Regions from separate parts of the Homo sapiens genome. Here region 1 is linked to region 2. The links are chromatin contacts, found by Hi-C or POLR2A ChIA-PET in ENCODE. All regions are on one chromosome and are shown on one strand. The core of a region is the stretch at or near the end of the contact, and the rest is flanking DNA. Distances in the headings are between cores, read along the strand shown. Region 1 has its middle 48 kb from the start of IDH2. Region 2 holds the start of MAN2A2 (mannosidase alpha class 2A member 2).

Region 1 (6,748 bases), core at 3,312-5,811, 750 kb after region 2:
CCAGGTAGGGTAGTTCACACCTGTAATCCCAGCGCTCTGGGGGGCCAAGGCAGGAGGATCACTTGAGATCAGGAGATTGAGGCCTAGGCAACATGGCGAGACCCTGTCTCTACAAAACAAAAACAAAAACAAAAACAAAAACAAAAACAAACTAACCAGGCATAATGGTACATGCCTGTAATCCCTGTGGATTAGCAGGCCAAGGTGGGAGAATTATTTGAGCCCAGGCATTCAAGACCAGCCTGGGCACACAGTGAGACTCCATCTCTAAAAAAAATTTAAAAATTAGTCAGGTGTGGCCAGGCATGGTGGCTCACGCCTATAATCCCAGCACTTTGGGAGGCTGAGGCAGGCGGATCACGAGATCAGGAGATCAAGACCATCCTGGCTAACATGGTGAAACCCCGTCTCTACTAAAAATACAAAAAAATTAGCTGGGCGTGGTGGCGGGTGCCTGTAGTCCCAGCTACTTGAGAGGCTGAGGTAGGAGAGTGGTGTGAACCTGGGAGGCGGAGGTTGCAGTGAGCCGAGACTGCGCCACTGCACTCCAGCCTGGGGGACAGAGCGAGACTCCCTCTCAAAAAAAAAAAAAAATTAGTCAGGTGTGATGGTGCCTGTAGTCCCAGCTACTCAGGAGGGTGAAGTGGGAGGATCCCTTGAACCCAGAGGCTGAGGCTGAAGTGATCAGTTACCATGCCACTGCACTCCAACCTGGGCAACAAGGCGAACAGAGCCTTTTGACATGGACTTAGAGACCTGCCTCACCTTGGCATCAGTCCACTGATTTGGGGGCTGTCATTTGACCTGACCGTTCTAGTGTCTACTCCATATTTCTCCATCTTGGCTGCAAACAATAATAAGTCTGTTAGGAGACCTGCTGAATCTAGGATCTCTGTGCCTCACATCACGAGCTGAGGTTGGTCTGGGGCTGCAGTTGATGACCCATTCCAGCTCCCATGAATTGTCACATCCTTTTCTACGGGGTCCTGAGTCACCCTTTAATCTTGCTTAGCCCTCTGCCCCAATGTTTGAAGTTTCTGTTGCCTTCCTTTCAGGAAAGGGAATGGCGTTTTGACCCTCTCCAATCTTTCAGCGCATCTTCCATTGTCGTTTTTCAAAGACCAGTGGCAGGGACTCAGCATCCCGTTTCTCAGTAGCCTGGGATAGAACTAGTCTGGGCCAAAGGACCTAAACTTTTTTTGAGTAGCCAGGCACTTGTTTACAAACTCTTCGGCCTATCTTGGACCAGCTAAGAGCTACCTCCCTCCCTGGCAAAGCTCATGCACACAGTTCCCTCCCAGGTCTGAAAGGCAGAGACTGCCCCGCCCCCACCACACTGGCCACAGGTCCCACCTTCCATTTCAGCCTCTGCCAGAAATCCCCCTGCCCCATCCGCTGTCTGTCCCCTGCAGCTACTAGCAGCAGGCCTGCCCTTTCTGAACAGAACCAAAAGTTCCTTTCAATTGTCTTCTCTGGCAGCATTCTATTACAGTTGTTTATTTCCTCCATTACAAAAAGTAGCACAAGCTCATGAAAGAAAATGTAGAAAATCCAGCTAGGTAGCAAGACAAAGGAAGGAAAAACAACTTCCTGCCCCATTACCTAAGATCAAGCACGGTTAACATTTCAGTACCAGTACCGTAGGGAGGCTATCCTAACAGGCTCCTGTGTCTTTTTTTTTTGTTTTGTTTTTTTTGAGACAGAGTCTTGCTCTTGCCGCCCAGGTTGGAGTGCAATGGCACAATCTCGGCTCACTGCAACCTCCGCCTCCTGGGTTCAAGCGCTTCTCCTGCCTCAGCCTCTGGAGTAGCTGGGATTACAGGTGTCCACCACCACGCCCGGCTAATTTTTGTATTTTTAGTAGAGATGGGGTTTTGCCATTTTGGCCAGGTTGGTCTCAAACTCCTGACCTTGTGATCCACCCCCCTCAGCCTCCCAAAGTGCTGGGATTACAGACATGAGCCACCGTGCCTGGCCAGGTCTCCTGTATCTTTACATGCCTTCTTTTAAAATTTCCTTTTAGGCCGGGCGCGGTGAGACTCTGTCTCAAAAAAAAAAAAAAAAAAATTCTTTTAAATCTGAGCTCTAATTATGAACATTTTGTATACCCTTTGACAAAACAATTCCACTTCTGCAGAATCCCTGTGACTGTGCCCAAAGATTTGATCCACCAGCAACCCCGGCACAAGGGGCCTGTTCTCCAGAGCACCAGCAGGAACAGGTGTAGCTGGAGGGCAAGGATGTTACTGGAAGCAGTTTGGACAAACCCAAAAAAGGTCCCTCACTATCACAGCAGTGTTCTTTGGGGAAGAAGGTAGAAATGAGGAATGAAGGGTATATTTTCACTTTTACTTTATACACTTAAAAAAAAAAAAAAAAACAGGGCCAGGTGCGGTGGCTCATGCTTGTAATCCCAGCACATTGGGAGGCCGAGGTGTGAGGCTTGCTTGAGCTCAGGAGCTCAAGACCAGCCTGGGAAACATAGTGAGACTCTGTCTCTACAAAAAAATTTTAAAAATTAGCTAGGCATGGTGCATGGTGGTGCACACCTGTAGTCCAGGTACTTGGAGGCTGAGGCCAAAGAATTGTCTGAGCCCAGGAGCTTAAGGCTTCCATGAGCTGTGACTGTGCCACTGCACTCCAGTCTGGGTGGCAGAGTAGGTCTTGTCTCAAAACAAAAATAATCAAAATAAATAAATATAAATAAAAACAAAAAAACAAGATTTTTGCAGAGATTCTTGTCTTAGTTTTTCCATTTCTGATGTTCCCATATTTTCTACAGGGAGCATATGTTGCTTTTGTAATCACAGAAGTGTAAGATAGTGGTATGGACTGAATTATGTTCACCAAGAAGTTCTAGCTTCATATGTATTTGTAGGTAAAGTCTTTAAAGAGGTAATTAAGTTAAAATGAGGTCCTTAGGGTGGGCCCTAATCCAGTAGGATGGCTGTCCTTATAAGAAGAGAAGATTAGGCAGGGCCAGGCACGGTGGCTCATGCCTGTAATCCCAGGACTTTGGGAGGCTGAGGCGGGCGGATCACTTGAGATCAGGAGTTGAGACCAGACTGACCACCTGGTGAAACCCCGTCTCTATTAAAAATTCAAAATTAGCCGGGTGTAGTGGTGCATGCCTGTAATCCCAGCTACTTGGGAGACTAAGGGAGGAGAATCGCTTGAACCCGGGAGGCAGAGGTTGCAGTGCGCCGAGATCACGCCATTACACTCCAGCCTGGGCAACAAGAGCAAAACTCTGCCTCAAAAAAATAAAAGGGAAGAGAAGATTAGGACACAGACATGCAAGAGGGAAAAATGTGAGGACACAAGGAGAAAATGGCCATCTGCAAGCCAAAGAGAGACACCTCAGAATAAATCAGCTCTGCAGACACCTTGATTGTGAACTTCTGGACTCTAGAATTGTAAGAAGCTAAATGTCTACGGTTTAAGCCACCCAGTCTGTGGAACTTTTGTTATGGCAGCCTACCAAATTTGTTTGCAAATTACATTGCAAACAAATGCAATGGTCAGGAGTTTGGGACCAGCCTGGCCAACATGGTGAAACGCCCGCCTCGGCCTCCCAAAGTGCTGGGATTATAGGCACGAGCCACCGCGCCCGGCTGTCGGTCACTTTTTGGTGCGTGGCTAGAATTTGAGCTTCAGTCTGTGAGTCAGGGACCAAGCAGAGGATCCCACAAAGCAAAGAGTGAGGTGTCTCTCCTGCAAGCTGCCACCACCGCAGTCACACCAACAGGCTCAGAAAGCCCTGAGAGCAGTTCTCAGTGAGGAGTGGTGCCCAATAGAAAGCCTATATCCCCTGTTGGTGACAGTGGGGAAGAGAAAGGCCGGAGTCAGGGAAGTGGTGGCTCTTGGCCAGAAGAATATTCCAAAGAGCAGACGGCAGAACGTTCCATTTGGTGGCCCCTTGGGGCCCACCATATACCCAGGTGTTCTGACCCTGTTGTGGGTTCCAGACCCCTTTGGAAATCCAATGAGAATAAGGAACCACCCCCTAGAAAGACACAAACACACACACACACACACACACACACACATAGATTTGGACACTAATTCAGGGAGTTTGTGTCCTCCTTGAGCCAACATTCAGGTTCTCTAATTTCAAACCTCTGCTCTACTGAGAACCATAAAAAAGCAGTTTATGGAACTGTTCGACCTGGCTCCTGCCAGTGCAAAAACTGTTCACTGAGCAGAAGACGAGATGGGACTGAAAGGTAAACAGTCAGATGTAAACAAAGAGAAAGCCAGGAACCTTTACACAAACATTCCCGCAAAGCAGGAGGCTGCAGGCTCCATGTGGCTCTGAACACAGCTTTTCTGATAGCAGAGACTGAATTGGGCACAGAACATCTGCTTTGCGTAATGTGCTCTTTGCAGAGGCAGGCAACAGAACCTGTGGCCCCAGAAATGTTTCCCCTTGAGCTGAAGCTTATCAGAGAACAGAAAGATAGGTGGAACCACGTTCCAGTGTAGATGAAACTGACCAATATGATAAGAAAATGAAACTGTGAACATGTATGAGTAAGCCCCAGGGTTTTGTGTGGCCATCTTCAGGGACTCTTGTAGGCAGTGACGACATGGTAGGCTTGGGAAGCTCTCTGGGCTCACTCCTACATTCTCTGAACACTAGACTGTAAGTAGTAGAGAAGTAAGGGCTCTTGCCTATATATTGGATTATTGTTTTCTTTCTTTCTTTCTTCCCTCCTTCCTTCCTTCCTTCCTCTCTCTCTCTTTCTTTCTTTCTTTCTTTTTGAGATAGAGTCTTGCTCTGTCACCCAGGCTGGAGTGCAGTGGCGCAATCTTGGCTTGCTGCAACCTCCGCCTCCAGGGTTCAAGCAGATTCTCCTGCTTCAGCCTCCCAAGTAGCTGAGACTACAGGCACGCACCACCACACCTGGCTAATTTTTGTATTTTTAGTAGAGATGGGGTTTCACCATGTTGGCCAGGCTGGTCTTGAACTCCTGACCTCAAGTGGTCTGCCTGCCTCGGCCTCCCAAAGTGCCGGGATTACAGGTGTGAGCCACTGCACCCAGCTGCAAGCAGCTTTTTGATGACCTCCTATGGGAGATGAGATTTGTGAAGCTGACAGCATAGCACAGTTGTTAGGACACCAGACTGTGGACCCTCAGTTGGCTGACCTTGGTGGCTCAGATTCCAGCTCAGCCCTTTTCTTTCTGGGTAGCAATGGGCAAAGTGCTGAAGCACTTTCTGTGTAAATTTTCTCATCTGTAAAATGAGGATAACAAAAGCACAGTTGTGAGGACTAACACAGCTAAAGCACTTAGACAGCTGCATCTAATAGTGTAGCCATCAGCCACAGTACCTACTGAGCACTTGAAATGTGGCTTGTCTATCCCAGCTACTTGGGAGGCTGAGGCAAGGAGAATTGCTTGAACCTGGGAGGCGGAGGTTGCAGTGAGCTGAGATCGTAACAATGCGAGACTCCATCTCAAAAAAAAAAAAGAAAAAGTAAAACAAAAAGAAAACGTGGTTTGTCTAAACTGAGATGTACCCTGCGTGGTGCTCGCGCCTGTAATCCCAACACTTTGGGAGGCTGAGTCGGGAGGCCAGGCACAGTGGCTCACACCTGTAATCCCAACAGTTTGAGAAGCTGAGGCGGGAGGATCGCTTGAGCCCAGGAGTTTGTGACCAGCCTGGACAACATGGTGAGACCCTGTCTCTACAAAAAAAAAAAAAAAAATTTAAAAATTAGCCTGGTGTGGTGGCATGTGCCTGTAGTCTCAGCTACTCGGGAGGCTGAGGAAGGAGGACTGCTTGAGTTTAGAAGGTCAAAGCTGCAGTGAGCCATGATTGTGCCACTGCACTCCAGCCAGGGTGACAGAGTGAGACCCTGTCTCAAAAAAACAAAACAAACAAAAAAACCCTGAAATGTGATGTATGCATAAATTCACATCGGATTTTGAAGACTTCATACAAAAAAGGCCAGGTGCAATAGCTCATACCTGTAATCCCAGCACTTTGGGAGGCTGAGGTGGGTGGATTGTTTGAGTCCAGGAGTTTGAGACCAGCCTGGGCAACATCGTGAAACCCCATCTTTACAAAAAATACAAAACATTATCAGGGCCTGGTGGTACGCGCCTATAGTCCCAACTACTCGGGAGGCTGAGGTGGAAGGATCACCTGAGCCTAGGGGAGGTCAAGGATGTAGTGAGTTGTGATCGTGCCACACTCCAGTCTAGGCAACAGAGTGAGACCCTGTCTCAAAAAAAAGTAAAATAACTCCCTAATTATTGATTATATTGGGTTACATAGAATATATTGTAATACATAGAATATATTATTTGTTTGTTTGTTTTTGAGATGGAGTCTCACTCTGTTGCCCAGGCTGGAGTGTAGTGGCACCATCTCGGCTCACTGCAACCTCCACCTCCAGGCTGGAGTGTAGTGGCACCATCTCGGCTCACTGCAACCTCCACCTCCAGGCTTCAACCGGTTCTTCTGCCTCAGCCTCCTGAGTAGCTGGGATTACAGGCGTATGCCATCACGCCTGGCTAATTTTTGTATTTTTGGTAGAGACGGGCTTTCCCCATATTGGCCAGGCTGGTCTTGAACTTCTGACCTCAAGTGATCTGCCTGCCTCAGCCTCCCAAACTGCTGGGAGGACAGGAGTGAGCCACCACACTCAGTCTAAATAGAATATATTATTACAATTAATTTCACCAGTGGGTTTTTTGTTTTTACTTTTAAAAATGCAGCTACTAGAGTTTTTAAAACT
Region 2 (7,212 bases), core at 458-2,957:
CCTTTCACCTACCTATTCTCAACAATCGGTGTTGCCTGTGCTGAGGATTTCAGCGGGGCTTAATGGCAAAGAATGCTGCAATCAATTAGCAATGTCTGCCAAGAATTCAGGAGGGGCTGGGCGCGGTGGCCCACACCTGTAATCCCAGCACTTTGGGAGGCCAAGGTGGGTGGATCACCTGAGGTCAGGAGTTCAAGACCAGCCTGGCCAACATGGCGATACCTCGTCTCGTCTCTACTAAAAATACAAAAATTAGTCGGGCATGGTGGCAGGCTCCTGTAGTCCCAGCTACTTGGGAGGCTGAGGCAGGAGAATTGCTTGAACCTGGGAGGCGGAGGTTGCAGTGAGCCAAGATCGCGCCACTGCACTCAAGGCTGGGCGACAGAGCGAGACTCTGTCTCAAAAAAAAAAAAAAGAAAGAAAAGAATTCAGGAGAACAGAGTGACAATACTCATTGCCATTGACATTTTTTCTTCCTTCCTTCTTTTCGCCATCACTGTTTTTAGCTGAGGGTTTCTACAAAACCTGACTATTGGGAAGGAAGGCTCCTGTCCTGTACTGACATTACCCTCCAGCGGGGGGTGGGAGGGGAGGCGGCGGGGTGGGAGGTGCATACCCTGAGCCCAGGTGACTTGTATACAAAGAAATTAGCAACCAGGCACGACTCACCCGGGGGAAGTTCCCACCATTCTGGTGTCGGGTGGGATCGTGTTGCACTCGGTCCAGCATGAGGTAGAGCGAGAAGACTGCCACACAGAAGATGGCAGCCCCACACACTGTCACCTGCTTTTTCAGCTTCATACTGGCCTCCACACACACCTGGCAGGAAGGACACCATCTGTAGCTCCAACATGCAAAATGCCCGTGGCAGTCTTTCCACCAAATACCCCAGTGAGTTCCTGAGGGCTGTTCCAAAGGAACACCCATTTGCCTGGCTCCAAGTAGCACAAGCAGCACATCTGAGGCTGGCCCACCTGGTCCTGGTAGCAGCTCTGCCGCTAGGGTGGAGAGGACGCTCTCCTTTGGCTGGTGCTATGAAAAACGGGCCCAGGATAAGAGTCCCAGCTCCGACTGGAGCGCACCACACAAGCTCCTGATTACACAGCTTCCCTGCCTAGATAGGAGGTGCCTGTTCAGGCTCCTCGGCCATGTGCTTCTAGTTTCAGGTGAATAAGCTAGTCTCTATTTTGTTTGATTTAAAAGTTTAGCCAGAACCCAAAGAGACTGATAGGAAAGCCTTTCTCAGTGCCCTTTCGGGTCAAACTGGCACTCACCAGAAACAGTGCCTGGCACGATCCTTTCTCAGAAACACAGAATGAGTTTCTTTCTAATAAAGAAGAAAGATGCTTGTGTTTCTAGCATAAAGCAAGCCCTGTGTGTTCTCCCTGTTTCTCTACTGTTCACTGCAGTGGGAAACTTCCAGCCGCGGTTTGCAGAGCACTTAGGGGACCCCTAGGAAGCCTGCAGTGACGCCGAAGGCCCCCTGGGAAGGGAGAGACGGGGCCCAGTGCTCAGCTGCGAGGCAACTTCAGGGGACCCGTGCCCCCCGCCGCCACCGCCCTCGGGCTCCGCTTGCCTGCTCAGGAGGAAGGAGGACGCTAACTGCGGAGCCGAGCGTGGGCGGGACCGCGCTCCGGAGTCTGCTCCGCGGGCCCTGGGGCCGAGGAGCTTTGTCGCCTCTGCGTTGTGCCCTACTTAGCGCGATCTGATTCTGCTCGGGAGCTTCCGGGCAATATTTTCAGCCCTTAGAGACTGGGTCTAGGCCAATGTGGGTGGAGCTGGGGAGAGAGTTGGATCACAGAGGGCAGGCACCTGCCGCCAGGTCTCTGGCCGCCCGCCCGGCTCCCTCCCCACCCGCTCCGACTTCGTCGGCCCCGGGGACCGCAGAGACAGGCGCCAGGTACGGGCCTCAGGCAGCCTCCTGTCCCTTCCTGGCCCCTCTGACGCCGCAGTGGCGCTCGCACTCCCGCCGCCCGAGCCCGGCCTCTGTCGGGGCAGCCGGAGCCCTCCCGCGCGCGCACCCGGCCCGTTACCGTCAGCGCCCGGCCTCCGCGCCGCTCCGGGCCCAGTCGGCCGAGCTGCCGGCTCTCACACGCCCGGGGACGGCGGCCCGCGTGCAGGCAGCGACGCAGGCGAAGGCGGGCGCCCGCCCACCCGTAGCCCCCTGCTCCGCGCGCCGCTGCCGCGCTCCCGCTGGGCCCCGGGCCGCCGGCGCGCTCCGCTGCGCCGGCCCCGCGCGGGTCCGCCAGCCTCTGAAGCTGCCGGGCCCAGCAGCGTGCGGGGCGGGGACAGCCGCGCCGCCCGCCCCGGCCTGCGTGTGCCCGGCGGAGCTGACAGGAGCTCTGGCCGCCGCGGTCCCCGCCCGGCTCCTCCCGGGCCCGCTCCGCTGGGCTGCAGTGCGCAGCCGCACCAGCCCGGGCCGGGCCTGGCCAGCTGCGGAACCTCAGGAGGGACGCGCGACTGAATTTTTTCGGAATCCTACTTGAGTAAGCGCATGATCGGGCAGTGGTCGAAACGCCCGCCTCCGTCTCGGCAGACGCGTAGCGGGGTGCGTTCTCCGCGGCCTCACCCGGCTCCGGCCCAGGTAGCCTTAGGTCTCTGTCGTTGCGCCCCTCGGGCAAAGGGGTGCTGCCTCCTGTCGGTACAGCGCATTCCTCGAGTCCCTTTCCTTTCCGTGCCTGCTCTATGTTTCCTGCCAGCGAGTGAACAAGACACAGACTTTTCTTGGCTGTTTCCCTTTTACTGGGCATCTAGGTTGTTTACAGTTTTTCAGTGTAATCCATACTGCAATGAACATCTCCATGAATTCCACATTTTTGTTCTTTTTAAGTTATATATAACATTATCTGAATGTGACCCCCCAAATTCATGTTCAAATCCTAATCCCTCAAGGTGATGATGGTATTAGGAGATGGGCCTTTGGGGGTGAACAGAGTTTGAAGGGAGAGCTCTCATGAATGGGATTAGTGCCGGTATCAAATGACCCCGAGAGTCGGCCCCTTCAACCACGTGAGAACACAGCTAGAAGGCACTATCTGTGCACCACAGGCAGGCCCTCACCCGACACTGAATCCGCTTATGCCTTATCATGGACTTTCCAGCCTCCAGAACTGTGAGAAAATACATTTCTGTTGTTGATAAACTACCTACTTTATGGTATTTTGTCCTAACAGCCCGAACAGATTAAGACGTTATTTTATGATGAATTTGCAACAGTGAAGTTACCCGGGCAAAAGATAAGGACAGAGATGACTGATGACACTATCGCTCCCCCAAAAGACTGTACCAGTTTACACCATCAATAACAAACTGCTGGATATTGCTTAAACAATGTTTTAGCTGATTAATGAGATATATAATGCCATCTCATTTTTAAAAATTTTCCTTTAAGTTCTGGGATACATGTGCAGAACATGCAGATTTGTTACATAGGTATACATGTGCCATGGTGGTTTGCTGCACCCATCAACCCATCATCTAGGTTTTAAGCCCCACATACATTAGGTGCTCTCCCTCACCTTGCCCCCAACCCCCGACAGGCCCCGGTGTGTGATGTTCCCCTCTCTGTGTCCATGTGTTTTCATTGTTAACTCCCACTTATTAGTGAGAACATGCGGTGTTTGGTTTTCTGTTCCTGTGTTAGTTTGCTGAGAATGATCAATGCTATCTCTTATTTAACGACCATTTCTTTTTTTTGAGACAATATCTCACTGTTTCCCAGGCTGGAGTGCAGTGGCACCATCTCAGCTCACTGCATCTTTGACCTTCCAGACTCAAGCCATCCTCCCACTTCAGCCTCCTGAGTAGCTGAGCCTTACAGGTATGTGCCACTACACCCAGCTAATTTTTTTATTTTTTAATTTTTTTATTTTTATTTTTTGAGACGGAGTTTCGTTCTTGTTGCCCAGGCTGGAGTGCAATGGCGCGATCTTGGCTCACTGCAACCTCCGCCTCCCAGGTTCAAGCGATTCTCCTGCCTCAGCCTCCCAAATAGCTGGGACTACAGGCACGTGCCACCATACCTGGCTAATTTTGTGTTTTTAGTAGAGATGGGGTTTTACCATGTTGTCCAGGCTGGTCTCGAACTCCTGACCTCAGGTGATCCACCTGCCTCAGCCTCCCAAAGTGCTGGGATTACAGGCGTGAGTCACTGTGCCCGGCCCTAATTTTTTTATTTTTTGTGGTGGGTGGGAGGGTCTCACTGTGTTGCCCAGGCTGTTCTCCAACTCCTGGGCTCAAGCGATCCCCCCACTTTGGCCTTCCAAAGTTCCAGGATTACAGATATGAGCCATAGTGCCCAGCTCTTTTTATTTTTTTATTGTTTTTGACAAGCTCTTGTCTGTCACCCAGGCTGGAGTGCAGTGGTGTGATCATGGTTCACTGCAGCCTCGAACTCCTGGCCTTGATCCTCCTGCCTCAGCTTCCCAAAGTGCTGTGATTACAGGGATAAGCCACTGCACTCGACTGCCACTTCTTTTATCACCATCAGGAACAGCTTTCCAGGTTTGTTTACTCACTGGAATGCCTGTTATTAGGGTGTTAGACCTAGACTGGGCTCATCATCCTCTTTGTCTTTTCATATTTTGCCTTGTGTTCTGGGAGATTTATTTTCCAGCCCTTCTATTGAATTTTCCATTTTGGTAATTTTTTTTTTTTTTTTTTTTTTTTTGAGACAAAGTCTCACTCTGTCGCTCAGGCTGAAGAGTGGTGGCGTGATCTCAGCTCACTGCAACCTCTGCTTCCCAGGTTCAAGTGATTCTTGTGCTTCAGCCTCCCGAGTAGCTGGGATTAGAAGCGCGCACCACCATGCCCAGCTAATTTTTGTATTTTTAGTAGAGATGGGGTTTCACCATGTTGGCCAGGCTGGTCTTGAACTCCTGACCTCAGGTGATTTGCCCACCTCGGCCTCCCAAAGTGTTGGGATTACAGGCGTGAGCCACCGTGCTCAGCCTCATTTTGGTGATAATCTTCTTTTTTCCTTCGTTTTGAGAGGGAGTTCTGCTCTTGTTGCCCAGGCTGGAGTGCAATGGCGTGATCTCCACTCACCACAACCTCTGCCTCTGGATTCGAGTGATTCTCTTGCCTCAGCCTCCTGAGTAGCTGGGATTACAGGCATCTGCCACCACGCCTGGCTAATTTGGTATTTTTAGTAGGGATAGGGTTTCTCCATGTTGGTTGGACTCGTCTCGAACTCCCAACCTCAGGTGATCTGCCCACCTCAGCCTCCCAAAGTGCTGGGATTACAGGCATGAGCCACCGCGCCCAGCCTGATAATCTCAATTTTCAAGAATTCTTGTTTGTTGTCTGGTGGTTCTTTTTTAAAAATTTAGGTACAGTTTACACTGTGTGGCACAAATCTTAAGTGTACAGCTTGATGGGTTTTGATAAATACATACACAAGCATAATCACCACCCAGATCAAAATGCAGGACATTCCCATCTACCCAAAATGTTCCCGTGTTAAGTGGCCAAGCAGTCCCTAAGCACACCATAGTGGCTGTCAGACTGTGGTCCAGCCTTGCCTATGTGGCCCATGTAGAGACACACATGGTTGTAAGGGCACCATGGTGAACCTTTTCCCCTCCATCTTCACACGCCTTTCCATCAGGACCCTCCAGACATAAGCACTGCTTTGACTTCTCTGTAACTTAGTTTTGCCTGTTCTTGAACTTCATAAAATAGAATCATAAGTATGAACTCTTTTCATGTCTGGCTTCTTTACTCAGTATGACTTTTTTTTTTTTTTTTTGAGACAGTCTTGCTGTCACCCAAGCTGGAGTGCAGTGGTGCGATCTCAGTTTACTGCAACCTCCGCCTCCTGGGTTCAAGTGATTCTCATGCCTTGGCCTCCTGAGTAGCTGGGACTACAGGCATGTGCCACCACACCCATCTAATTTTTGTATTTTTAGTAGAGACGGGGTTTCACCATGTTGGCCAGGCTGGTCAACTCTTGGCATCAAGTGATTTGCCCACCTTGGCCTCCCAAAGTGCTGGGGTTACAGGCATGAGCCACTGTGCCCAACCACGTCTTTGACATTCATCAATGTCGGTGCATATATTAGTGGTGTTTTGTTTGTTTGTTTTTATTGCTGTATATACGTTTGGGTCATTTTCCAGTTGTTCTGGACCTAATTTCTCTCTCCACTTCTTCTGTAACTTGAATTATTCATATAGTCCCATGTTTCTTAGCTTCCATTCTCTTTTTTCCTCTCTGTACTTCAGTTTAGGTACCTCCTTTTAACCTATTAAGTTCACTAATTCTGTTTTCTGATATGACTTAATTTCTAAATTCGATTGTGATTTTATCCTTTACTTCTATCAATGTTTATGAAATCCATCCAATGAGTTTGTAATTTCAGGGGTATTTTTCAGTTCAATAGCCTCCTTTCATCCTCTTTTAATAGATTCCAACTCTGTTGACATTCTCTACATTTGCTTCTTTTTTGTCCATCTTCTTCTCTATTTGACATATTAACCAAGTTATTTAAAAATCTTTGCCAGTTCCAATGCCTGGATCACATGTGGGTCTGCTTTTATTTATTTTTTCTTTTATGTATTAGCCCCACATTTCTCCATTTTTTGCATGGTTTATGATTTTTAATTGTATGTCACATATTGGGTATAAAAGAAGGATAGGGGCTTCAAATCTTGTTATTCCCTACAGGAGCTAGTCACTTCGATGCAATTACGTACTGAACTGGGTTGGGGCAGTGTTGGAATTGCAGTAAAATTCAATCCCCTCCTGGTTGTCCTTGTTCCTTAGGAATGGCCCTCTTGGATTTTGGATTGAAAGCCTAGTCAGTCTCTGTCTCTCTCAGATCTTAAAGTTCTGCTCTTCAGAGATTTAAAGGGAGCTCTTTAGCTTCCCAACCCACACAGGCGCAAAACCTGGCAAATACCTTATGTTGGGGAGACCAGCTATTTGTTCACTCCAGGCCTCCTCTCTAAACACTGCAAGACTGTGGGACTTGCCTTCTCAGTCTCCTGCACTGCCTCAGAACTCAGCAAATGTCCCATGGGGAAAACACTCTGCATTTTGTGCTCCTCTAGGTCCTAATCCATAGCAAGTCCTTGCAACTACCAAAAACTGTTCCTTTCTCTCTTCCCCAGTAGAGTCTCTCTGCTTGGGCCAAGTCTGATCCTCATGTCCCAAATGGGCAAATGTTTCAGGGAAGAAAATAGCTGCCTATCACTAGTTCAACTCGGAAGGGC

The links. Hi-C counts contacts between places; a loop is a spot of excess contacts on that map. ChIA-PET counts read pairs that join two places held with the same protein, here RNA polymerase II (POLR2A). Pooled maps may share reads with other maps.
Region 1: a pooled map shows a loop between it and region 2 (2.5-fold over the local background). The contact joins the enhancer-like site here to the promoter of MAN2A2 in region 2. A Hi-C loop is called at or near these places in 2 of 50 pooled maps. POLR2A ChIA-PET finds 5 or more read pairs at or near these places in 2 of 52 experiments (K562 and activated B cell).

What each region holds. Positions count from the first base shown.
Region 1 is chr15:90,147,029-90,153,776 of GRCh38, reverse strand. No RefSeq gene overlaps it. Among named protein-coding and RNA genes, the nearest start is that of IDH2, 48 kb to the right of the region's middle. RefSeq lists an enhancer at 4,379-4,588. Within about 2 kb of position 4,561, at least 5 of the 41 ENCODE cell types and tissues checked have a DNase peak (open chromatin) inside an H3K27ac peak, as active enhancers do.
Region 2 is chr15:90,897,797-90,905,008 of GRCh38, reverse strand. It overlaps MAN2A2 (mannosidase alpha class 2A member 2), which reads right to left and starts at 1,707. Exons shown (of 23, transcript NM_006122.4): 1 at 1,577-1,707; 2 at 670-819. The coding sequence starts at 801. RefSeq lists enhancers at 717-776, 2,617-2,666 and silencers at 1,727-2,156, 2,177-2,446.